3 separate regions of the Mus musculus genome follow, and all the other regions are linked to region 1. The links are chromatin loops, found by intact Hi-C in ENCODE. Cell type or tissue: left cerebral cortex. All regions are shown on one strand.

What was found. A loop is a pair of places that touch in the nucleus more often than their neighbours do. Peaks named below come from ENCODE experiments on the same cell type or tissue, not always from the same donor. Only the 100,000 strongest peaks of a DNase experiment are listed, where the experiment ranks them.
Region 2: a loop joins it to region 1, with 2.4 times the contacts of the local background. A loop is called at or near these places in 3 of 42 quality-filtered maps.
Region 3: a loop joins it to region 1, with 3 times the contacts of the local background. A loop is called at or near these places in 5 of 42 quality-filtered maps.

The regions. Positions count from the first base shown.
Region 1 is chr2:26,138,961-26,146,960 of GRCm38, reverse strand. It overlaps Tmem250-ps (transmembrane protein 250, pseudogene), which reads left to right and starts at 6,455. Exons shown (of 2, transcript NM_001256521.1): 1 at 6,455-6,822. In left cerebral cortex, a CTCF peak has its summit at 4,802 (motif pointing right); DNase peaks (open chromatin) are centred at 4,825, 5,332, 5,814, 6,399 and 1 more place; H3K4me3 peaks cover 2,199 bases; H3K27ac peaks cover 1,979 bases.
Region 2 is chr2:25,861,517-25,869,516 of GRCm38, reverse strand. It overlaps a transcript of Kcnt1 not described here. Among named protein-coding and RNA genes, the nearest start is that of Kcnt1, 12 kb to the left of the region's middle. In left cerebral cortex, CTCF peaks have their summits at 3,797 and 5,086 (motif pointing left); DNase peaks (open chromatin) are centred at 5,570, 6,035, 6,468, 7,139 and 5 more places; H3K4me3 peaks cover 1,540 bases; H3K27ac peaks cover 3,635 bases.
Region 3 is chr2:26,087,780-26,095,779 of GRCm38, reverse strand. Nacc2 (nucleus accumbens associated 2, BEN and BTB (POZ) domain containing) reads left to right here and starts at 3,384. Exons shown (of 6, transcript NM_001037098.1): 1 at 3,384-4,029; 2 at 5,298-6,237. The coding sequence starts at 5,358. In left cerebral cortex, a CTCF peak has its summit at 4,714 (motif pointing left); DNase peaks (open chromatin) are centred at 3,674, 4,485 and 4,672; H3K4me3 peaks cover 1,915 bases; H3K27ac peaks cover 2,297 bases.

The DNA.
Region 1 (8,000 bases):
GTCTGGAGTGCCCCTGCAGTCTGCTTGGATTCGGAGACCTCTTAGAGGTGGCCATAATCTGCAGCACCAGATGGTTAGAGCTCAGTGTGGACACGGTATGTATGCCTCTGTGTTGGCTCTGTTCCCACAGTGTCCATGCCAAATCGTCTCCTCAGGCCCGCCTGCAGGGCCCAGCACAGTGTCCAGCTCTGCCCACCCCACAGAAGACACAAGCTGTACTTGGGAAATGAAACTTTTCCAAGTACACTTCAGTTCTCAAGTGAGGGAGGAATGATGGGGGGGGGGGAGGGGAGCTTCCAGTGAGGCCCTACAGGAGAAGGCCAGGAGCTCAGAGTCAAGCGAGAGGACAGGTGTCAGAATGGAGGACACCCACTCTTCACTTCCCCAACCCCAGGCAGGGGAGCTGGTCATTCCCCAGGCTAGTGTCTGTCTTCTTCATAGGAGGTACAAGTAGGAGCAGCCTCCCAAGGAAACTTGGCAGAGTGCTTGCCACACACGAGGTCCTGGGTTCCACCCCCAGTATGACAAATAAATAAACAGAGCAATTAGATATATATATATATATCATGCTGTTCTCCATGGTCCCAATGGCCACAGGGCTACTGCCTCAGTTTGGGGCCCTGCCTGGCCCCTTAAGGTGCGTTCACAGGAATTCATCTTTGCCTAGCCTCCACATCACTCTGGGGCTGATTAAATTAGCGAATGCAATCACAATCTGAAGCAAGTTAATTGAGAGAATTTATTTGGGCCTGACAGTTTTATGCATGGTTGATTAAGTATTATAAGGTTTGTTTTTGATTTTGCATAATTTAACTTTAAATCCTGCACTGGGGGGCCTATCAACCATTAACGACCAAAATAAACCTCTTTTAAGATGCATCCATTTATGATTTATTTCTGAGTGCAGTATCTTCCAGATTTTTTTTTTTTTTTGGTGCTGTTGCCAAAGTGACAAATATGTTTAAAGTGACATTTTGAGCCATCCCCTTTGCCCTATAAATCTTCTGGACTGGATACAAGTCATTAAAAGTTTTGAAAAAAAGTACAAGTTAGTATTTATATTGTAACGTGTGACATATAACTGCCTGTGTTTGTCTTTTGCATACCATAAACTATATCTTAATGCCATTCCCTGTGAGCCGAGCAGGTCGCCCTCGCTCCAGAGCAAAGATAAGAATGGCCACAAATCCTTACTGCTGTTGACAGGGAACCATTCAGTCAACAGTGGTCCAGGTAAGTTTCCAGTGAAATTAGCACAAGACTAGAACCCGAGGAAGACTAAGTTTGAACCCAGCCTCGCTGACCTTGTTGAGGTGGAGGGCTAGGTAGTTCAAAGGGCATGCTGACTAAGGGCCTCTGGCCTTGAGGCAAACATGGTGCCTCTGTCTTCCTGTGCTCGGGTCTCCTACCTGCACAGCCCAAGGAGCATTCCCCCCTTGTCTTTTGGCAATGTTTACTATTTATTCTGCCTTAGGCCTTGACTAAGGGTTTCTCTGCCATTAAATCATTAAGTTACTGCAAGGGCTGCCAACTCAGACTCAGGAAAGTGAAGCACTGCACCTGTGAGAGGGTGGGGACACTTCAGACCAGTGTGGCCCTGTAGTCATGGTCCTAGTAGTTTCTCGTGCCTCTCACAAAGCCTCCAGAGGCATGCCCGGGTGTCTCTTCAGCACCCAAGGCAGCCTCTGTCCTCCTGTGCGGCTGGACCTGGGTGGGTTAATGCATCTCGAGGCCCCTGGGCCTATCACCCCCAGCCTCTGTCTTGAATGTCCCTTCACAAGGCATGCATGTAAAAGGGTGCAATGGTGCAAAGCAAACACCCACAAGAGGTGGGTCCTCCTGCATTTTGGAGTCAAGCCCTCTCCTTGTCAGTAAAATGGAGGCTAAGCTGTTGTCCTTGAAGTAGTTTATAAAGATTAATGTGGGGCTGGTGAGATGGCTCAGTGGTTAAGAGTGCCGACTGCTCTTCCGAAGGTCCCGAGTTCAAATCCCAGCAACCACATGGTGGCTCACAACCATCCGTAACGAAATCTGATGCCCTCTTCTGGAGTATCTGAGGACAGCTACAGTGTACTTACATATAATAAATAAATAAATCAAAAAAATTTTTTAAATGATTAATGTGGCCCATTTCCTCACTCAAATCACAGAAGAGAGAAGCTCAAAGTGAGAAAGACACTTGTTTCAAAGGACGACTGCGTCTGCTCTCAGATGGTGCAGACAGCAAGAGGGCCACTGGGTTCCTGACACAGCTCCCCAGCCCTGAATGCTGTTAGAATGGCACCAAACAGCCACAGACAGGAATGAGCTTGTCCCGTGCATGTTTACACCAGAGCGGAGCAGAAAGCAGAGGCAGCCCAGAAGCCTCTCACTTAAGACTCTGGGCAGGCAGAAGCAATAACTCACAGGATGACTAAGGCACAGGGCAGTGGCTCAGACAGTGTGGGAGGACTTTGAATGATGAGGGACAGAGGGTGTTGGGACCACATGCCCTCCCTTAACCCGGGGAAACAAGGGTGGCCTGTGTGTCTTGTGGACTGTATTGGCCTGTGTGGCCTATAAGCTCAGGACGATCCTTGCCTGAGGTCAGTGACATCACATGGAAAGTGGTGGACTTCACTGAAATACAACATAGCCTAGTATGCTTAATCCTGGCTGAACCCTTAGCACCACCAAAATAAAAAATAAATAAAAAAGAGGAGGAGGGGTGGGGAATGGACTAATCTACACCTCCTGCTGTAACAAACGCCTAGAGAGAGGCAGTTTACCCAACAGGTATCCATTGCCTCCCATCCCAGCCTTCACGGCATCTGGGCATCCCTCCTGTGTGTGCACACATGCATGTGTGTGTTCCTCTGCATGTTTGTCTGTATCATGATCTCCAGTCATCTTGGATTAGGACCTATCACCATAGAGACTCCACTTTACAGTACTGACCTCTTTCAAGGCCTCAAGTCTCCGAATAGTTACATGCTGACACCCTTAGGGTTAGGACGTCAACATACAGGTGTGCAGAACATAATTCAACTCAAGGGTCTTCTCTCCCTCTCGGTTCTACAAGCCAGGAACTTCTGCAGGTTGCAGAAAGGATGCTTGAGCTGTCTGCTGGTGAAGGGACTTGCAGTGTTTTCAGGTTGGCAGTGTTTCTGGGTCATCATCTCACTGCAGACAGCAAGCTGGCATTGGCTGCTGGCCAGAGGCCTTCAGTTTCTCCCTACAGGGCTCAAGGTGGCAACTGTCAGCTGTTATGCCATCCCTCCAGTTCCTGGGAGAAGTCCGTGAGGGCAGGGAGGGTACCACAGTGAGCTCTGTGACCTGGCCTCCTAAGTCACTCAGTGAGCTCTGGGCAATATGAAGTGTTGTCCTCACAGAAGGGACCATACAGGGCTACCTGAATGCTGCTTCTGGAGCAGCAGGAAGAGAAGTGCCTTGCTGTGGGCCAGGCCATCTTCTGCCAGCTTTACTGGACCAACAAAGCTAGGTCCACAACTTTCTGTGAGGGCCTATGCACTGCTTCCTCACTTTACAGACAAGGGGACTGAGACCAGGGAGGCTGAGTCTTTAATCCTAGCTGGAAGCGGTGGCTGGGACACAGAGCAGGCAGCCTACTCAGCACCATTTCTTTTTGTTGTTGTTGTTGTTTTTGTTGTTTCAAGACAGTGTTTATGTAACTCTGGCTATCCTAGAACTCATCCTGTAGACCAGGCTAGCCTCGAACTCCAAGATCCACCTGCCCCTGCCTCCAGAGTGCTGAGATTAAAGGTGTGCACCACCACCTCCTGGCAAACATCTGTCATTTCTACCATGACGACAGCCCAAGAAGGGCACCCATCTTGGAATCCTGGGGTAAAGAAGTAATTGTGTCAGGGATACAAGAGACCAGGGGATTTTATCAAGAACTATCACTGTCTCAGGTTGAAATTCAGTCACCAAGGACCAGGAAGGACTAAGCCTCCAGCAAACAGTGGCTAGAGTGTGCAGAGTTGACAAGTGACACCTGCTACATACAGCATGGTGCAAGAGCTGGCATCTGAGGTGAAGATGATGTGGAAGGACCACATGCCACATAGCAAGTAAACTTAAGAAAAATCTCTCACCTTGTCAGTGAAAGGGAGGCTGAGCTGGTGTCCTTGAAGTGCTTTATATGGATTCAAATGGCCTGTTTCCTCACTCAGCACAGAGGAGAGAAGCTCAAAGTGAAGAAAACAGCCTTCCTTCCTTCCTTCCTTCCTTCCTTCCTTTCTTTCTTTCTTTCTTTCTTTCTTTCTTTCTTTCTTTCTTTCTTTCTTTGTGTGTAGCCCAGGCTGGCCTCGAACTCAGAAATCCGCCTGCCTCTGCCTCCCAAGTGCTGGAATTAAAGGCGTGCGCCACCACTGCCTGGCAGGAAAGCATCATTTCAAGTGAGGGTTGCACCCACTCTCAGGCAGTGCGGACAGCACGAAGGCCACTGGGTCCTGATGCTACCCGGCTCTGACTGTTCTGTAAAGATGGCACCAAGGCAGCCACAGACACAAATGAGATGGCCTCAGTCCCATGGGCCCCGTGCCTGGGTTTGGACTATACCTTCCTCTCATTTCTGTAGGTCTTTAAGAGTCTGGGGCCAGGTGTGGTGGTCCCAGCACTCGGGAGGCAGAGGCAGGCAGATTTCTGAGTTCAAGGCCAGCCTGGTCTACAAAGTGAGTTCCAGGACAGCCAAGGCTACACAGAGAAACCCTGTCTTGAAAAACCAAAATAAATAAATAAAATAAAATAAAATAAAAATTTAAAAAAAGTCTGGGACATGCCGTGCACAGTCCCAGCAGGTGGCGCCAGGCCACTGTCCAGTGCTTGCCCACTGAGAAGCCCAGAGCAGATAGCAGGGTGGAAGCTGACAGACAGACTTCAGGTAGACTTTCTATGGCGGGACTGTCCTATAGCAAACAGAACAACTGAGATTGGATCCTATCCTTGGGGATGACCCTGCTGTGGTCTGGATCATTCTGGAATCAGTTCGTGGGTGGTGGTACCCAACACTTCCAAGAACTAGCAGAAAGCAAGAGAGTAGAGGTCACAAGAAGCATCCTTTAGTGAGACGTTCAGGGTGCTTTCAGTCTCCGTCCAGTGGTCCAACATTAGAGGCCAAGAGCTGTCAGCAGCAGCTACCTGCCCAACCTCAGAGGGAGAGAGCCTCAAAGTCAGAGGTGTAGAGGACTCTGAGGGCTCTTACAGGAGCAACAGGGCTGAACAAGTGGAAAGGGACAGAGGGACAGAAAAAGTAGAGAAACTGGACATCTCTAGTAGGGACAGAACCAAGGGGGGAGCTAAAGGAGGGGACGATCAAGAAAACAGAAGATCATCACTCCAGGGTGACAGAAACTCAGGCCAGGGGAGGAAATGCTTCTTATTGTTTCGAGACAGGGTCACATAGTCCAGGGGCTCCAGTTGACTTAGACTTATTGTAAGCATTACTTCTGTGTGCATGGTGTGTGTGTGTGTGTGTGTGTGTGTGTGTGTGTGTGTAAGTCAGAGGGCAACAGGAGGGCATCAATTTTCACCTTTGTTATGTGGGTACCAAGGATTGTTAATTTGGTGGCAAGTGCCTTTACCCACAAGCCATCTCACTGACCCAAGATGTGTTTGACATACTCTCACCAAGAAGACCTGGCTGGCATAGAACTTACAGAGATCCGCCTGCCTCTGGAGTGCTGTGATTAAAAGAGAGTATAATGACATATGGCACATTCACTTATTTTTACATCTATTCATTCATTTGTGGGCTGTACTGGCAGGATGTGCACATGCCACTGCCTGTAGCTGCTCTTGGTCTTGCGTGGGCTGGGGCCTCCAAGTGTTCCCTGTGAAGTGCAAAGGTGCCTTGCAGCCAGCCCTAGGTTCCCCTTTCCTGCAAAGGGTCTGTTTCTCTTCCCTGGGAGCCTGCATTTGACGCCTGGGTAAGCAGGAGGGTCAATGTAGGATAACCCTGTAAGGCTACTTTCCGGTCCGTCATGGGATGATGGCCTGACCCAACCTTCTCTCCACATCCTAGCAACAAACGCACACATCAACTTTTAACTGAAACCTACCACACCTGCTTGCAGGAACCTGGCAAGGTCATTTAGACCGGTGACACACCAGCTTAACTCTTTCTTTTGGCGCTTCCAGGATCCTTGTGCTCTACAGCGAGTACCCCTAAAGCACGAGATCGCTTCATCTGCAACCGTCACTGCTCTCTGGGTGCCAGCGGCGCGCGTTGGGACACAGGAAAAACTCCACCGCACCACCAGAAAGGAGACAAGCTCACACCACAGCGAGAAAGCCCCTCCCACACTCGCGCACGCGCACTGACACGGAGAGGACCAGCCTCCTCGCCCTTAGTTCTCCCATCTGCGCCTGCGCGGGAGAGCTAAACTCACGCTCCGGCTGAGGCCGCGGGCCAATGACGTCACGGTCGGCTCACGGCGCGCGCACGCTAGTGCGCGTCCTCGGATAATGAGGAATTCCTGGATGCTCCGCGCGGGCCCGCGGTGGGCGCTGCGAGGCTTCACCGTGTCGTCGCGGGCGGAGGGGGCGTGAAGACCGTGCTACGGTGGCCGCCGAGGGACAACACTACGGCTCCCACGCTGGGACAAACGCCTCGGGCCCGGCCCGGGAGCGCCCTCCCCTCCGGGCCAGAGCCAGCCGGGGGCAACTGAAGGGCCGCGCGAAGCGACCCCGTCCTCGGCGGCATGTGCCCGCCTTGGCGTCGCACCCCCGGGGCACAAGCTCAGCCGCAGGCCCGGTCCCCAGCACCGTCGGCCCGCCGCATGGTTCCGGACACCGGCACCGCCACGGAGAGGGCACCGGGTGAGCCGCCGAGGACGGGCGGGGACCGGCCACGGACCTAAGGGCCGTCTCCACGGCAACGGCGCCCCGACACCGGAAGTGGCGCCCGCAGAAAACGCGGGCTGAGGGCCGGGGTCGCGCGTAGCCTATGGCTAGTGAGGGTCGTATCTCCACGCGCCGAGTTAGCGGGCCTTGGAGAGCTGGATGTCCTGCTCTAGGGTCCCGTGCTCAGAGACGCGTGCCCCGCGCCGGGCCGCGCCATGGCATGCACCTCCACCCGAGTACACCTGCTGCAGACCGCATCCCCCTCCTGTGCGGTGTCCAGTGACACGCCTGAATGAGGCCATTGCCCTGTCTAGCTGGGTAAAACATAGCTAAGCCTCCCCGGCTCGGGACAGGTTTCCTCCCACTGCGCCTCGGCCGCAGCTGCGCTGGCGGCCATTTGCTCAGGACCTACGGCGGTGACAGAAGCCGTTGGAGTGGAAGTCGCAAAAGCCTGTTGGCGATGTTGCCCTGTCCTGTTACCAACTTTTGGTCTCTAGTGTCCCATAGTTTGAAATTTAGTGTTTTTTTTCCCCCATATGCAAATTAACATAGGCTGCTGCGAATGACAATTGCTTGGTGAAACAAGGAACCACACGCCATTTCTCCTCTCTGTGTCCCAGTTTGGAGAACTCTGACACTATGTCCAGCCTAGATAAGCCAGTAATGCTTTTGTTGTGTACAGGCAGCCCCAGGGAAGAGGTCTTGGTGCCTCAATTTACGGAGCAAGATCAGTGGGAGGTGAGATGGTAACCTGCCAAAATAATGCCAAAGTTCAGGCCCAGCAAGTAACCTTAGGGGCTTGCTATGTGGACACCCCCTTCATCCCAGTCCTCTTGTGACTCTGCATGGAGTGTCCTTGAAGGGGACTGTTATAAGTCACTATGGAAGTAATGGGGAGTACTGGGCAACCAGTAGCCGGGTGTGTGGGTCTTCAAGAAACTAAAGAGTGAGCTTAGCTAGAGCACTACTGTCCCCGTTTTATCCCTGGCAGTCCTAGGGACCCTCTCCCGGCCGGCGGCTGCTGAGGGGCATAGTTACTGTTGCTTTCCTCTCCCAGCACTGGGAGGTAGAATGTTAACCATTGGCCTGCACAGGCTGAGGACTCATGAAAAGAGTCAAAAGTGCATCCTTGGGTTGCAACTGAGTTACTGACA
Region 2 (8,000 bases), 280 kb after region 1:
GGCCCAAGTCCCAGATCCCATGCCCAGGCAGAGATACCAGAAGGAGGAAGGTATAACTGACCCTGGGACTACTCTATATCGAGGGTCACCTGACTTCTCTGCCCCAAAGCTCACCTTCCAGGCTCTGCTCCTTGTTATGGAGCTCAGTGTATAGTAGGGGACAGATCATCCAACTGCCTGTATAGCTAAGTGGAGAGGCATGGTCAACCCCTCACCCCATGTAAAACTGAGTGTAGAGACTTGTGGAAACCAGCCCTGGTCCTGGACAATGATCTGAAAAGTCTCAACCTATATCTTGCTTAGGACACCTGAGAGTACCTGAACATTCCAGAATCTTTCAGACCCTGTCCTCATTTTTCCTGCTGAAACCAGGCCTTGATTCAACCATCTAGGAGGCACAAGAGTATATCCACGGGGCACAGGGAGATGGAGAGAGAGCACACTGACATCTAAGTGAGCTCCTGGAGTCCAGGGAGCTGGCCCTTCTGACTTTGGTGACCCCTAGCTGAGCGCCCCAGCCCAGAGAAGGGTGCAGGTTAAGTCAGGCAGCAGTCCACAGCCTGTCCCGTTCATCAGTCGAGCCTCTGCAGAGCCAGGGAAGCACCTAGATGGTGTTTGAAATGAAGTCCCTGTGGGAGGCAGCACCGTCTGATGTTTTCCTGGGTTCAGAAGCCTTGGGCAGAAAACACAGGACAGAACCCAGTGCCAGTCAGTGGGCAGGAGTGCTCAGCTTGCTCCAGGGCCTCACAGGCCTATCATCATCTCCTGCTCTGTCCTCTGCCATGGCAGTTCCCATCTCCTGCCCCATCAGTTCACTTGAAGTCTGCTCTTGGCAGGTATGAAGCCCCAGTCAGCTGGGTAGCTCCAGTCTTGAGTGTGCTGGAGATGCTACTGTGCTTTCTGGGGTTCCTAGCTCCATCTCTGATCCTGTGCTCTGGCCTTTCCTTGATTGCCTCATCCCTCATCACCAGTAGTACCCTGCTTCCTTCTTGAACCCCTTTTGTCACCTTGGACTCTTGACCAGGCATGACCTACATATCCCACCCACTACCACCCTGGCTCAAGCCAGGCCACACCCTCCATCGTCAAAGCTCCTTTTCCATTTCTGAACAAGCATTACTGGATGCTTGTGTGTGTTAACTTGGGATCCATAAGGGCTCCTGGTCAAGGCCCAAGGAACCTCCAAAGGAGAACTAGATGTGTCCCTAATACTTCCCACCTTAGAGCTACCCTCGAGGGCTTCATGCACAAACTCTGGTCCCAGTGCCCTCTGGTCACCTACTGCTGGCTCAAGGTGCAAATAGGAGGCTACTTGTCCTGGAAGGGATGTACAGAGAGTGGGGCGGGGTGGGGCGGGGTGTGGTGCAAGCAGGGCTGCCCAGCAGAGGCAGAGGTGAGGGTTCTGGATCCAAATGGTTATATGCAGCAGAAGAGGCAGACTACAAGGGTAGAGGTAAGGACGGGGCATCGGAAGCTGTGGGAGTGGTTAGGATGTGGAGCCAGGCTCTGGTCCCGAGGGCAAGCTCGTTCAAGAGTGATGAGGAGGGCACTTAGTGGGCATCCAGCTATCCAGCGGAGTTCTCCACTCCCAGCTCAGCCCCTCCCCATCAGCAGCACTGCCCAGCCCAGCTCTATGGTCATTAACAATCTCAGTGAGTAGTTCTGAGTGCAGGGCTGTCCCTCGAGGCACCTTTCCTTAATCTCGGTGTTGGAGACTTGGGTAGAGGGCCTGCATCTCATGAGAAGGGTTCAGCTTAGTCCCCAAAGGGTAACTTGGTGCACTTTCAGTTCCTGACAGGAAGGGATAGGAGGTTCCACAGGCTCTCTACTCCCCATGGCTGTCCTTAATGGGGGGCACCCCACTGCCCTGGCCACAGGGCACTTTCTGCTTCCCATTTTTTATGATTCTATCAGAACGTACTCAATGCTTTTGCCTCAGAGAAGTGAGCTGAGCTCCACTGTCTGAGAGCCAGGGACAGCACAGATGGGGCCTGCACTGGCCTGCCGTCTGCAGCAGCACCTTGGACCCCTGAAGACTTCCCTTCAGGTTTGAACTGAGCAGACTAATCCAGGGACAAACCTGCTTTCACCTGCCTAGAGCCCAGCCAGTGGTGACCTACTAGGTCCTGTCTTCCCATGGCTGGCTCTTCTGAGCAGCCTGGCAGTGCCCTGTTCATCCTGCAGACAAAGGGCCAGTGGTGGTACTGAAGCCTTAGTCTCTCTTACAGACCAGGACAAGACTCTGAGATTCAGACACTCCTTCAACACCACAGCCTGAGGCCTCTCATAACATCCTCTCAGGGGTCTTCATACATTTACAGGGAGAATGTGAGTCTATACTCCCACCCCCAGATCAGGGAACTTGGAGGGGGTAGTTCTGGGTGGAGAGTATACCCAACCTCTTTAAGATGCCCAGGACTCCCGTAGCTGGGACAGTAAGGTATCATAAGGGGCAAGGCCTTGGTCTAGAACCTTGAATGCAACAGGAGCCACTGAGCTCTCTCTGACTGTTCCCCACCCCTTGAAGGTCTCAGAACTTAGCACAGATGGTGGGAGTTTATCCGCAGTAACATGGGCCCCAGTGTGGGTGAGATCTCAACTCTGCCCCTCATGGGCTGTGTGCAGTGCTCAGTGTCCTTAAGAGTGCCCAGGCTGGCGGTGCAGCCTCATTTGCACATGTGGGTGGCTGAGCACCTCCCTGTCAAGGCCTCGGAAGCTGCAGTGACTCACCAGCAGTAAGTAGCTTTATTCCTATGGAGAACAGGAAACCCACACGGCCCTTCCTGCCTGCTTACAGTCTTCCAAGAGTCGGGGTGTATATCCCCCCACTTTTGCCCAGCAGAGCTAGTTGTGGGGCAAGACCAGTGGGCAAAGAGGGAGGTGCTAAACATCTAACCTGAGCCTGTCCTGTGCTGGGACACAGTTAGCCCAGCCCCCCCCCAGCCCCCCGCTGAGACCACTACCCCAGGCTGTGAGGGTACATCTATGCTACATCTCCCTGGTGCAGAAGCCCATTGCCTGCAGCCTGGGACCCAGCTGGCTACTCCAGAGAACTCCTGGGAGAAAGCAGGGCAGATAGAGCCTCCCCTCCCTCTGTCCCTGACTAAGCCCTCCTAGACACATGGCACAGTTGCTTAGGCCAACATCATAGTAGTGAAGAAGGGTTCCCAGTGCCATCGTCCACTTTGAGAACCAGTGATGATGCAGAAGGAAGAGGAGACAGGTATGGAGGAGGGGGAGGGAATGGACAAAGCTTTGGTGGGAGTGACAGCAGGACCATCGGGCAGGTTCCAGGCAGCAGGAGGGACCTCCTCTGCCCTCTCCGTATTCAGCTTGAAGTCTGTGCTGGGTCTGTGTACACACAGGGCTCAGATGCTCTGGAGCAGACCTCAGCCCACAGTTTTCTGTATTACCTGCCTGTGATGAGAACCTAGGGGCTCAGAGGGACCAAAGCCTGAAAGTCATGAGAGGCTAGACTCACCCACTAGGCTGATACTAAGATAGCTTTAGAGATAAGGGAGTGACTTGGAAGGGAAGGGAAGGGAAGGGAAGGGAAGGGAAGGGAAGGGAAGGGAAGGGAAGGGAAGGGAGAGAAATATTCAGGATGGTTGTGTTCTGTCTTCTGAGAGTCGAGGGTTGTGCCAACCCTGGCTTTGTTTAATCTTACTGTTTTAAAATTCATGTTTCATTATGTATCACAATTAAAAACATTGCACAAAGTGCCACTGCCCTAACAGCAGTTTCTCACCCCAGGGCAGAAGACAGCTGTTACCAGGCAGACTGTGGCTGCCACCCTATGGCTGACAACAGGAATCTTCACTATCCATGCCTGGAAAGGAAGGGAGGCAGTCTTTCAGCTACATCAGCTAGTCACTGGCATCTGTCCAGTCAGGCCCCAGGCACTTTGGGAAGACAGATGCCGTTTCTTACCAAGCACTGGGATGGGAGAACTCTCCGCAGCTGCTAATTCCCGGAACTCACCGAATCCCAGTGGAGCAGGCACCAGGAGGGAGGGGGTGCTGACTTAAGATGTCAGGCACAGGAAATGGGACTCACAGAAGCCCAAGCCCTGCCATGTGAAGTCCCCACCTGCAGATGGCAGAGCCAAGACAACCTATCTTTCTCTCTGTCTGAGCAGACACTGCTAACTAGACCAAAGCCAGGGTCTTCCTCAGGCAGGTATGTGTGTTACTGTAGCACTTGGTTCAAAAGACAAGAAAACATGACATCAAAATGCATCTCTAAAACCAGATGCAGCGACACACGGCTGCAAATCCCAGCACTCAAGGAGCTGAGGCAGGAGGATGCTGAATCAAAGCAAGTCTGGGCTACATAGCAAAAGACATGAGAACAGACATGCCTGCACAGGATCCAACCTCCCTGGTTCTAACCAGTGAAGACTTGGAACACACACCCGTGCACACACGTCTCTGCCCTGCTCTGTAGGATGAATGGTTCTGAACACCCAGGGACGTCTGTTAGAATATCATTGGTCCAGTAGGCAAAGCAATGATCAAGCTCACTCTGCATGCACTCCAGCTCTGAACACACTGACCTATTCACAAACATGATTCGTTCTCAGTAGTGATTTCCCAGTTGGTTGTTTCAAGTGCTCAGTGTGTGTCCTGACAATTTGCAGGCTCATGTACTTTCTGTCCTAACTCAAGGAACTACGTTGTTTGGGGGAAAGTGCATCCAAGTCCAAGGTTGGGGGAGACATAGCCCTGGGAAGGTGATGAACAGAAGTAGAAGTTTCTGATCATAAGCCAGCCTTTCCAAGTCTGCCAGTGTCCTTCACCATCTTCCCTTGCTGAAAGGAAAGCACCTCCCCTGAGGCTGGCAGCAAGAACACTAGTGTTTACCAAGAGAGTTATTTGGGGAAAAGGCAGAAAGAGACATTTCTTTCCAGCTTCCTGCCAAGCCCCTTCACTTAGGAGCTATTTCCATAGTATCATTCGGTTGACCCCTGCTTAAAGCACAGAGGAGAATTTGCGGTGAGGGAACGTCATACCGCCATACCGCCTTCACTCTGAAAATATGACCATGCTGAAACTGGAGTCTGAAGGACACTGACCCCTGGTGACTACTTGGCTGGCTGCGGGGCTCTGCGACCATCGTGCGTGCAGATCTGACTGATCCTCAAATCAGTGGAGCGCTGGGGTTGGGGATGAGAACGGACGTACGTGCACGGGGAGACAGAGCTAGCCCCCTACTCCACCCTCAACCCCCGTGCATCAGAGCCTGCTAGCACCCCCGCGTCCTGCTCCAGGTCCCCGCAGGAAGAGGCGCCGGATCCCAGCCCACCCAAAACTTTCTATCCAGGGAAACCGAGAAAGTTGAAGAACGTTGTGGCGGCTGCTGGGACAGAGCGGGGGTTGGGGTGGGGGTGGGGGGCGTGAAGGGTGCGCGTGCGCTCGTGCGGGACTCAGCACCGCGGACAGCTCCGCCACTTACCTATCGTCGTTCGGGAATGGCTGGTCTCCTAAAAGCAGGTCACGGAATCGGTACCTTGGCGGCAAGGGCAGCACCTCCGTGTCCAGGTCGTTCATTGTGAGGCGGCGGTGTCCAGGAGCACGTCCCCGCGGCCGACTTTCCCTGAGCAGGGTCGCCTGCAGGCACAAGGCAGCGCCCCCTCACCGCCCGCGCCCTCGCCGGTCGCGCGCAGACCCCTGCGAGCCCTTCCCGGCCTCCGCGACCCCCCGCGGGGGCGGGACAAGCACCTGCAGGGGGAGGGGCTGAGGGCGGAGCTCGGCGGGGGCGGGGCGCCTCCCGGGTCCTCCGGGCGGGCTTAAGGTTTTTCTTTTCCCAGGAGATGTGTGTGTGTGTGTGTGTGTGTGTGTGTGTGTGTGTGTGTGTGTGTGTCGGGGGTGGGGGGCGGATGGGAGTGGTCATGGCTAACTCCAGAACATTGTTTACTTGAAGGTCCCTGGTCTTCCTTGAGTTGGCTGGCATAGGAGCCCTCCTCTTCCCTGGACTCAAGCCAGGCAAGCCTCCCCGCCCCCACAGTCGGCTCCAAGGCCAGTTGCTCAGCTTTTCTTCAGGTTCTGGAGCCAGCATCTCCACCCCCCAAGGCCTCCTCTCAGCCTCTCACTGCTGACTGGCAAGAGGCAGTTTAAGAGGAGGCCCTCTAGGGCCAACAAATCAGAAAAGATGAGATTCACGACTCTGGACTTCCAAGGACTCCTACCCCAATCGTGGGAGTCACTGATATGAACTGGGACATGTGGAGCATGCTGGGGCAGCCTTATGTACACCAGGAAGGTCTTGTCCCCAGCGGCCAGCAGTATGTCCACCCTTTGCCTTTTCTGGTCTTTCTCTTCCTCCATATCCATATTCAGCTGTACTAAACAGACACAGCAGCTGGAGACTGGCTGGCAGAGGGCCCCAGGCTCCAGTTCCCAGCCTCCTGAGGCAGTAAGCTGGGGACATTTATCTTCAGCCTCCAAACCGCAGCTATCTGTAGAAACTTCTGCCTACAGCATAGGACTCAGTAAGCAGCTTAAACACACCAAGTGAGAACAGGCTTAGACTCAACTGCACCCACGAACTGACAGGACTGTGGGCATTGGCACAAGTGGGGGACTGTGGTCCACTGGGCTCCTGACCTAACCAGGGTCCTATGCTTCTTGTACCCTGGCATGGCAGAGCTCCTGGCCCTCAGCCCAGCCTGTTGTCAATCTAGCCTTCCAGCACCCCACAGTAGAATTCAGTCGGTAGAATGCCCAGTTCCCTCCTACCTGACTTAGCAGTGCCCCAGTGTGGCTCAGCCAAGAGCAAAGAGCCCAAGAAGGCAGCCAGTGTTCACACTTAAGTACGCAGCACCAGTCCACTGGACCTGCTTAAGCTTCTCCAAATAAGGCCTGAGGGGAAGGGGTTTGCTCTATGTTTGTTCAAAGTAGGCCACAGGGGTAGAAGATGAAGGGGACATTTACCTCAGGCAGAGTTTGGACTCTCATTCTCAAGTTGGGAAGAGTGGGTGTATTGTCCACCCTGGTCCTCCCACCCTCAGACTACCAGCACACTGACAAGTGTAGGCACTCCCTTCCTCTGGAGGCTGGGGATGCTCAGTGGCTGTCTCAGGCCATGGCTGCCAGTGGCAACACTCACATGTTTCTCAGATCACAGCTCCAACCTCTGGGATCTGGCAGCACTTGAAAAATAACATTTTCCTAATAGCATCGGCGGAGTTGATTGTTATTTCTTAGTCACAAGCTGGCTGGGCCTGGGGAGGTGCTGGCAGGTGGGGAAGCACATGGCCAGGGCTCAGGGCTTTATTTCTTTTGGCAAGCCTCCCAGGAAGGCAGCACCAGGTGCCTAGGAGCTGCACTCTCTGCTGCCCTGACCTTTTGGGCACTTCTGAATTTTTCCCTCTTGGCCTCAAGATCCAAGGGGTCAGGGGTCAGGGGTCAGGGGAGAGTCTCTGCTTACTTCAGGGGGCCTCAGGGAAAGGAGATGCACCTGAAGTCAGACCTGGTCCTGCCCCCACCCAGCTGTGGTTTGGGAGCAGTGACAGGCAGGCTGTTCTTGCAACCTTAGAGTGCTGCTGCACAAGAGTGCACAAGAGTGAGCAGGCGCTGTGAGTGGGCATCCCCTGGACCTCCTGCCACCAGCTCCCCCTTCATGTTCCTTAGTGGTGCCTAGCCCCTCCACACCCTACAAACTCGAATTGACTATTAAGCAGACCAGGGCCCCTAGAGCCTCTTGGGAGAGTGCCCATGGTAGGAGGGCTGTGGTTGAAATATGTCAATATTTCTGTTCACTGCATGTCCCAGGCTTTGGGAGATAGTGGGGAGGACTCAGCCATGTTGGGAAGAACTTTGGGGCAAGCATGGCAGGGCAACTAGAGGATTCTGTAAAGGTGGGACAACTGGAGAGAGAACATGGCTCTAGCCCACCTTCCAGGATTCAGGGGTCCACTTCTTATTCCGTTTCTCATTCTTTCCCTGGGTGACCCCGGGAGAGCCTAGGAGACAGATAGGACCCAGAGTTAATCTCTATCA
Region 3 (8,000 bases), 51 kb after region 1:
GGGCCAACCTGGTGCCTCACCCAGCTCTGGGAGACCTGAGCTCATCCAAGCTAGCTGCCAGGACTGGGCAGGTTAATCCAGGGCCCTGGTGCCTCCACTCTTCCTTGGTAATGGCATGTATGGTCAACTGTTGGGAAGGAATCCATAAAGGAGCAGGCCTCCTTCTCTACCTACACTGTGGAAGAAGGGGGTTTCTTTGCTGTTCTCACCGAGCCCCTGCCAGGCTGTGTTCCTGAAACCCCACATGCTGTGTGCTCCAGCATTTTCCATCTGCAGTCCCCCTGGGGTTGGTGCCTTGCACAAACCTGCTGGTGCTTCTGACCTGGCCCGGGTGGGTGAGACTGCCTGAGGAGGGGCTCTCTCTTGAGTGCTGCCTTCCTTCCTTGGCAACTGTGTGGTGGTACCTGTGTGTTTGCTGATGTCCAAGGCTTCTTATTAATTTGACAAAATTAAATCCTGCAAAATAATTTAATTTCTCTCCCCTTATTTTCCTTGCTGGTGATCACTGTGTAGATAGATACCAGGCCCCATCCTTCCCACTGGCTAAGAAGTTCCTAGTCTTTGATGGGATGGAACAGTGCCTGTTGGATTCCAGACAGGACCTACAGGCCCTGGAGCTGAGACTGGTTTGGGGGTACTGAGAAAGTTGGCCTCTGCTTATTGGTGATCCTGTCCTGTCCATGGAGATATCCTTGGAGTGGTTTTGTGCCTTTGCTTCTCAGGGGTGTGGCTCTAAGACCCAGGTAAACCCAGGAGTGATGTGTGGCTGAAAACTGTGCCCTCATTTGAATCTTTTCTGGGAAGTTAACTCTGGCAGGCTCTCCCTTCTGCTTGGGAACTGAACTCTGTGTCTGGATACAGTTTTAGTACCTTCACCTCTGACCCAGTGCCCTCATCAGTTTTCTTTCACATCTACCTATTGGCTTCGGTGCTTTCAAGGGACTGGTAGGACCCTAACCTCCCTTGAGGGATTGTCTACAAAGACCTCACCCATTTTTTATTCTGGAGATACCTGGGAACTCCCAGGAGCTTCCTCTGTGTGGGACAAGGACATCAAAGGTGAGCATAGCAGTAGGGTTTGTGCTTGGCTTTGGGGTGTTTTCATGGGTTTCCCAAAGTAGGGTATACCCTGAAGATTTTTATGAAGGAACAGTTTCTTAGTGCAAACACTGTGAGGATAGACGGGGTAAGCAAAGGCAGAGACTGCCAATGTACTACTTGACTCTAGAACTTTCCATAAGCAAACAAATATAGCATAGCTTACCATGAAGAGGAGCTGTGCTGGGCAAGGAGGGGAAAGAGGGGAATTGAGTTACAGAAGAGCCAGGAGGGTGTAGTGGTGCAGGGCACAACTATGTAGGCTTGGTGCAGACAATTGTGAGGAGGCTCTGTCCTTCCCACGGAGCAGGCAGCCATACTTTGGCCCACTTAGATGCAAGGCTCCCTCGTCCCCCCGCTGCAGCCCCAGGGTCAGCCCTGGCTAGTCTTACTTTTCATGGTCCTGGAACGTAAGCCAAGCCTTTATTTGATTCTTTTCTCCTAAAGTTCAGCTTTGTTTTTGCCCCAGCCAAGGCTTCTAAGAAAGCAACCTAAAACCAGCTCCGGTCTGGTTCTCGCAGGCTGGGTGCAGGCACTTGCCAGCACAGGTGGCCTGAGGACAAGGTAGCAAATGAGCCAGTTGTCCTCGGTCCCTGGGGACCAGGTTGGCCTTGTCACCTTCTGGGAGTATAATGGCCCCTTCACTTCGTGAGCTGGACTGGCCCAGGTCCTGGGCGCCAGCCCCTGAGGTATGGACATAAATGCCTCACCTGCTCAGGTCAAAGCAAATCAGAGACATCATCAGTCTACGTGGTAGCAGGCCCAAGCTGCAAGCTTTACAGATTCTGTTTTGATCTGTGCTCTAAAACTTCCCCAGAGTCCACCCTAACCCCACTATACAACCGACACCGGAGACTGCAGACCATAGGAAATGACCAATGCCGGCAGGACGGAGAATTTAACTTGGCCCACAAGCCAGGCTCACTCTGTTAGGAGGGGCTGGTCCCATGAGTTTTACTCTGTCCCTGGCCAGGCTTCAGGAGAGCCTCTGTTTGATTGGGATTGCCTGTGGCAGAAGTTGTGGCTGTCTGAGCAGAAAGCATCTCTATGGTGGGTGCTGTCCACCTGGGAATGGAGCCTTTTTGTCTCTTTCGTGCCCTACATCTCTGAGTAGCACAGTTGCTCTCTAGCCAGGCTCAGCATTTAGCTAGCATCCCATACAGCCCTGAGCACACCTTGTCTTGCCCAAGATGGGCTTGTGAGTCCTACCTGTACAATTTCTGGAAAGAAGCAGCCACTAAGTGTGTGTGGGGGGGGGGGGAAAGGAGGCGGAGGGACTGTCCTGGATAGGGTATGGCCCAGAGGTGACCCTGACAAGCCCTGAGTCTCCTGGCCTTGTGCAGAACCTCCTTTCAGCCAGACTGAGCACTTGTTTGTAATCTTCAGGTCCCAGAGAACCTCATGGCCAGCCACCCTGAGGGTTCTCATTACCTCCTTTAAGGAGGCAAGGACGACAAAGGCTTGGAGGGTTCTACAGGCTGGGCTTGCTGGCAGCTTCCACACCTGGACTCCCCCCCCCCCCAATCCCTGTTCATGGGAGCCCACAATGTGTAAATAAGGAGGTGCCAGATGGCTCCATTTTGTTGTTCTCTTGGTGTCTTGGAGGGTACACTGGGAATGCAGGACCATTAATACTACCGCCTGCTGAGCCTGCGTCACCTTGATAGTATTGCTTCTCAGTAGACATCTCCATTGCCACCCTTGACCCTTTCCTTTCTTGCAGGTAGAATATGTTCTTTCTGGAAGCATGGTTAGTGACAGTGAGAGAAACTGAGGCAGGCTGCCCAATAGCTCTCCCTAAGGCCCTTGCAATTAAGCAAATGCTGTGAGCCTGGAAGAAGCCTACCCTTTGCCCAAGCAGAACATGACTGGCCCGTCCCAGAAAAAGACCCGTAAAGGGCACAGGAGACACCTTACTTAGTTGCATAGCTGGTCTCTATTTGCAAGAACTGTTTCAGGGAGCTGAAGGAGCAGGTACCCTTAACCTTACAGGGGTCTGCCTGGCGATAAAGTTCCTCCTTTCTTAAAGAGCCAGTCAGATACGAGAAGATGGAGTGAGGTAGAGGTAGCGTTCTGGACCCACAAGTCTGACTGTTAAGGAGCCTGTGGCCCAGCAGAGTGTTTGGCTCTGAGGCTCTGAGGCAAAGTGGGGGAGATAGCTCCAGGGTCCTAACCCCTTCCCAATCTGTGCCTCTTTAGGACCCCTTTGGCACCCTTTTTCCTATTCCCCATCTCCTGACTGTGCTTGCCCCCTTCCCCATCCCCTAGCCCCGTGCCCTGCCTCCTGCCCAGTCTCTTGCTACCCAGGAAGAGTTAAGTTCTATGCGTTGCCAGCTCTGCAGACTGTTTGGAATAGTTTAAATGCTTTGACACTGGGTCTGTACAGGATGGCAGGGAGGCAGTTTACTGGGTAATTCATATGCAAAACTGCACTATAAATTTCCAAGCTGTCTCAGTTGCCGTGGCACCACGAAGCATTTCTCCACGTACAGTACAGTATTTCTGCCATCTTTGTTTGCATTGCAGTGAGTCATCAAAAGTCTGTCTTGCACCAACACCCGGAGCCGTGCATTCCTCTGGCACCAACGCGCCACTGTTTTTAAAGCTGGGGCTGGGAGCTGGCATTTACTTCAGCTCCCAAATCAAAGGCGGCTATTCATTCCCGAGAGCTGCCTGGATGTTCGTCTGCATCCGGCTGCTTCATTGAGATGCTGCGCGCTGCCCGGGAGAGCCGGCCTGGGTGCAGCTGAGCTGCGGCCGCTGAGCCCAGCGCCCAGCTCTCTGCCACCCCCACCCCTCCTGCAGGGCTCCTCACGCCCTCCCCACCTCAGGGTTCCTTGCTGCATTCCCCGAGCAGCTGGCGGGCCGGTGTGCGGGAGCCTGCTGCCAGGCTGAGTGGGCAGTGTCTGCCGCCGGCCACAGCCGCTGAAGGTAGGTCTTTCCTCTCCGGTTCCTGTCTGCCGGCCAGCCCAACAACTTCTCAGTAGCGGGGGCACTGCGGGACGCCCCGGAGCTGCGCCCACCTGCCCAACTCCTGGCGCAGGGTGGCTCCGTCCTCCTCTACAGCCACCCGGCGCCTCTGCGGCCGCCCGCACTTTCCTCCCGCGGGACACAGCGGCCCTTTGTGCGGCTCTGCAGAGTTGGGCCAGGGCCTGCGCCTTCTCCGGTCACCGCCCCCCCCCTCCAACTCCCCCGCCATCAGCAGAGTCCTATGCTGATAAACAGTGGCGACCTGCCCTCTACCCCTGCCCCCTGGCGGGCTTAGTCCTGAGACCCTTCTACTTACCTGGGCTGGGACCAAGCCAGCTGGGATTGGCCGGTTTTGGAAGTGGGGCGGAGGGAGGGCGCACGGGGCGGGAGGCTGCTCTGCGACAAGCACCAACTCCTTTTGCATCCCTGAGGGTGCTCAGGACCAGGGTCTGGGTTTGGGGCGCCTGGAGCTGCCAGGAAACACAGAGTGTACCCGGAGCCCTTCCACCCGACAAATAGAGGTCTGTCCCCAAGAAAAGAGTGGAGGAAGGAGCCCACTGAGTTCCCCCTTGTCCACCTTCCTTGTTCCTCCTTATCCGGCAGAGGAAGCTTGAAGCCGAGCAAGGGCTCTGAGAGGGGACGCTGCTCTGCAGTTCCTCAGAGTGCCCTCCGCAGGCTGCTCAGTGGGCAAAGAGGAAAAACAGACCTGAAACTAAAGCCCTCCCTGCTCTGGGGCTTCTCAGGGAAAGCTGCACAGTGAGGGGCTTTGGGCTCAGGGAACTTTTTCCCTCTAGATGAGGAGTCCCTGAGATTGCTTCTGGGCTTGGCCCTTACTACCTTCCACCCCAATCAGTGGGTGACTTGTCTGTCCAGTTCACTCCTCTCTTGTTTTCTGGAGGGCTCGAGCCTCTGTCCTGTGTCCTCTGCGCAGATGGGGAGAACAAAGCCCTGCCCTCAGAATTACTGAGAGTAGTCCATGGCTTCTGTGAACGCAGTAGGTGACAGGGGTTCTCATGCTTGTGTGGGGTCAGGATCACTGCCCTGCCTCCAAGCCGGGATCCAGATCCTGAGATACCTCCCCACCCCACCCCAAGTCCTTCTGGAAGGAACGTTCTAGCCGAGGAGAGTGTCTTAAGCAGGGCACTGCCCTTGTCAAAGGCTGGGAGCAGGTTGCTATACAGGGATGGGGGTCATCTGGCATTCAGTTGACCACAGTGTTCCCCCAACAGATGTGCCTCATCCAGGCTGCCCCACGTTGAGTCTGAGACCCACCCACCACAGCACCCACCATGTCTCAGATGCTGCACATCGAGATCCCCAACTTCGGGAACACAGTGCTTGGCTGTCTCAACGAACAGCGCCTGTTAGGCCTCTACTGTGATGTGTCCATCGTGGTCAAAGGCCAGGCCTTCAAGGCCCACCGTGCCGTCTTGGCCGCCAGCAGCCTCTATTTCCGAGACCTCTTCAGTGGTAATAGCAAGAGTGCATTCGAGCTGCCGGGCACGGTGCCGCCTGCCTGCTTCCAGCAGATTCTGTCCTTCTGCTACACAGGTAAGCTTACCATGGCGGCCAGCGAGCAGCTCGTGGTCATGTACACAGCCGGCTTCCTGCAGATCCAGCACATCGTGGAGCGGGGCACAGATCTCATGTTCAAGGTGAGCTCACCCCACTGTGACTCGCAGACCGCCATGATCGAAGATGCCAGCTCGGAGCCCCAAAGTCCCTGCAACCAGCTGCAACCGGCCACTGCTGCCTATGTCACGTCTCCTTCTGTGCCCATCCCGCTTCTGACCCGTGTAAAGCATGAAGCTATGGAGATGCCGCCGGCCAGTGGCCCGGGCCTGGCTTCTAAACGCCCACTAGAGACGGGCCCTCGAGATGGTGTGGCAGTAGCTACAGGTGCTGCAGGGACACCTGGCACGGCCCCTCTGAAGCTGCCTCGAGTCTCCTACTATGGTGTGCCAAGCCTGGCCACTCTCATCCCCAGCATCCAGCAGGTACCCTATCCCCCGGGGGAGCGGACCAGTCCTGGGGCCAGCAGCCTGCCCACCACTGACAGCCCCACCTCCTACCACAACGAGGAGGATGAAGAGGATGACGAAGCCTATGATACCATGGTGGAGGAGCAGTATGGCCAGATGTATATTAAAGCCACAGGAAACTATGCAGGTAACAAACGGCAGGGCACCTTGCAAACTGCCCACAGAGGGCATGTTGCACGGTGGGACTTTCTGATGATTGTAGCCTGCTGTGGAAGGTCTCTATGCTGCAGGCAAGGTGTGTGGTCTGGAGGAGTTGGGCAGAAACCCAGATCCTGCCCATGGGGTCTGACACTAGTCTGTCAGACTTGCAGCGTGATGTGCAGAGCATTTCTGCCTGACATTGAACAAATGAAGGAGCTGGGGGGCTCAGTGGCCTAGGAGTCCCTTTAGGGTTTAATGACTCTTGCACTTTTGTATAAGTATTTTGGAATGGAGCTCTGGGCCTCCTGGGTCTGGGTAGATAGCTTCTGTTTCCTTTTCATGGGGAGAATTGGAGCTGGTGTTCTCCTGATAGCAAGATACAGTGCTAGCCACTGCATTGGCCAGGGTGAGTAGGCCCACGACAGGGAATCCACCAGTATATAGGGCCTTCCATTCCTGCTCACCACCAGTTAGGAGTCCAGGGAAAGACCCAAGACCCCTTTGTTCCTGGGACCCCAAGGCTTGGAGGTGTCTGTAATACAGATCCTATTAAAGGTGCCCTTTCCTACTATGTTGATGGTTACACACAACTCTGAAACGGTGCTGGGGCAGAATTGGTGTGAGCTGAGGGCAGGGGAAGCTCCCTGGGATTCCACAGAGCTGGGAAAGGACCTGGTCTCTACTCATTCCTTAAGACCATGCTTGCACAGCCCCTACCTCCCCTGGCGCCCTTGGAAGAGTGGAAACAGGGCAAAGTGTATCCAGTATCGTGTGTGTTGAACCTGCTCATCAGGGCTTGGATAGTCTGACTCCCTAACTGCCTACACAGGGACAGTCCAGCTCTTTCAACAGGTTGGAGCCAGTGGCTTTGGAAGGTTTTGCAGAGCTGGCATGTATAGGGTGTGAACAGGAGGCCCGGCAGATCTCAGCCACCCTTGATCAGGCTAGTTGAATACTTCAGCTCTCTTGGTTCATAGATAGCTCTGAGTGTTAGGGGCTATGGGACAGGGACCTTGCCAAGGGTGTTCTGTGAAGTCGTGGGTGTCAGGAGGGAGTCGGGCTTGACCCATTTTGTGGTGGTGAAGTACCCTGGAACATGGACAGGCTGTGGGATGGGCCCTGCTCTGTTGGCCCCCCGTACACAGTCTAGCTTTCCTTGTCTCTCTCTTCAGCAGGCCTGTAAGTGGGGCAGAGAAGGGGGTGTGCAATTTCTTGGTTAAAATCTAGGTTATTGGTGGTGACGCTGCTACCCTGGGTGTGCTTGAGAAGGGAGTCATGGGATGAGCAGGTAGAGGGAAGACCTGGCCCTGACCATGGAACTGCACGCTCCCTGTGTCTGGCTTTGACTGGGGAGAGCCTCACACCCACCGCCTGAGCCGGTGGCCCATTGCTCCCTGATCAGACAAGATGCCTAAGTCTGAGCTGATAGACTCTGGATTATTTTCAGGTACTCCTAAAAAGGCTGACTCCCTCTGGCTTTAGTTTCCCACCCCAAGTGAGGGGCTAGCCAGTACCACTCAAAGACCTACTGTCCACTTTGTGTCCTGAGGTGTAATGGTGGCTAGGACCCCCTTGCCACCTCGCCCTTTAAGAGCTGTTCCCAGTGTGCTTTGCTGTACCACTTATAACAACACCCTGTCTGAAACCAGGCATGATGATCTGCCCTGTAATTCTAGCACTCAGGAGGTGAAAGCAGAAGGTTCAGAACTTCAAGGTCATTGGGTACATAGGCAATTGGAGGCCAGCCTG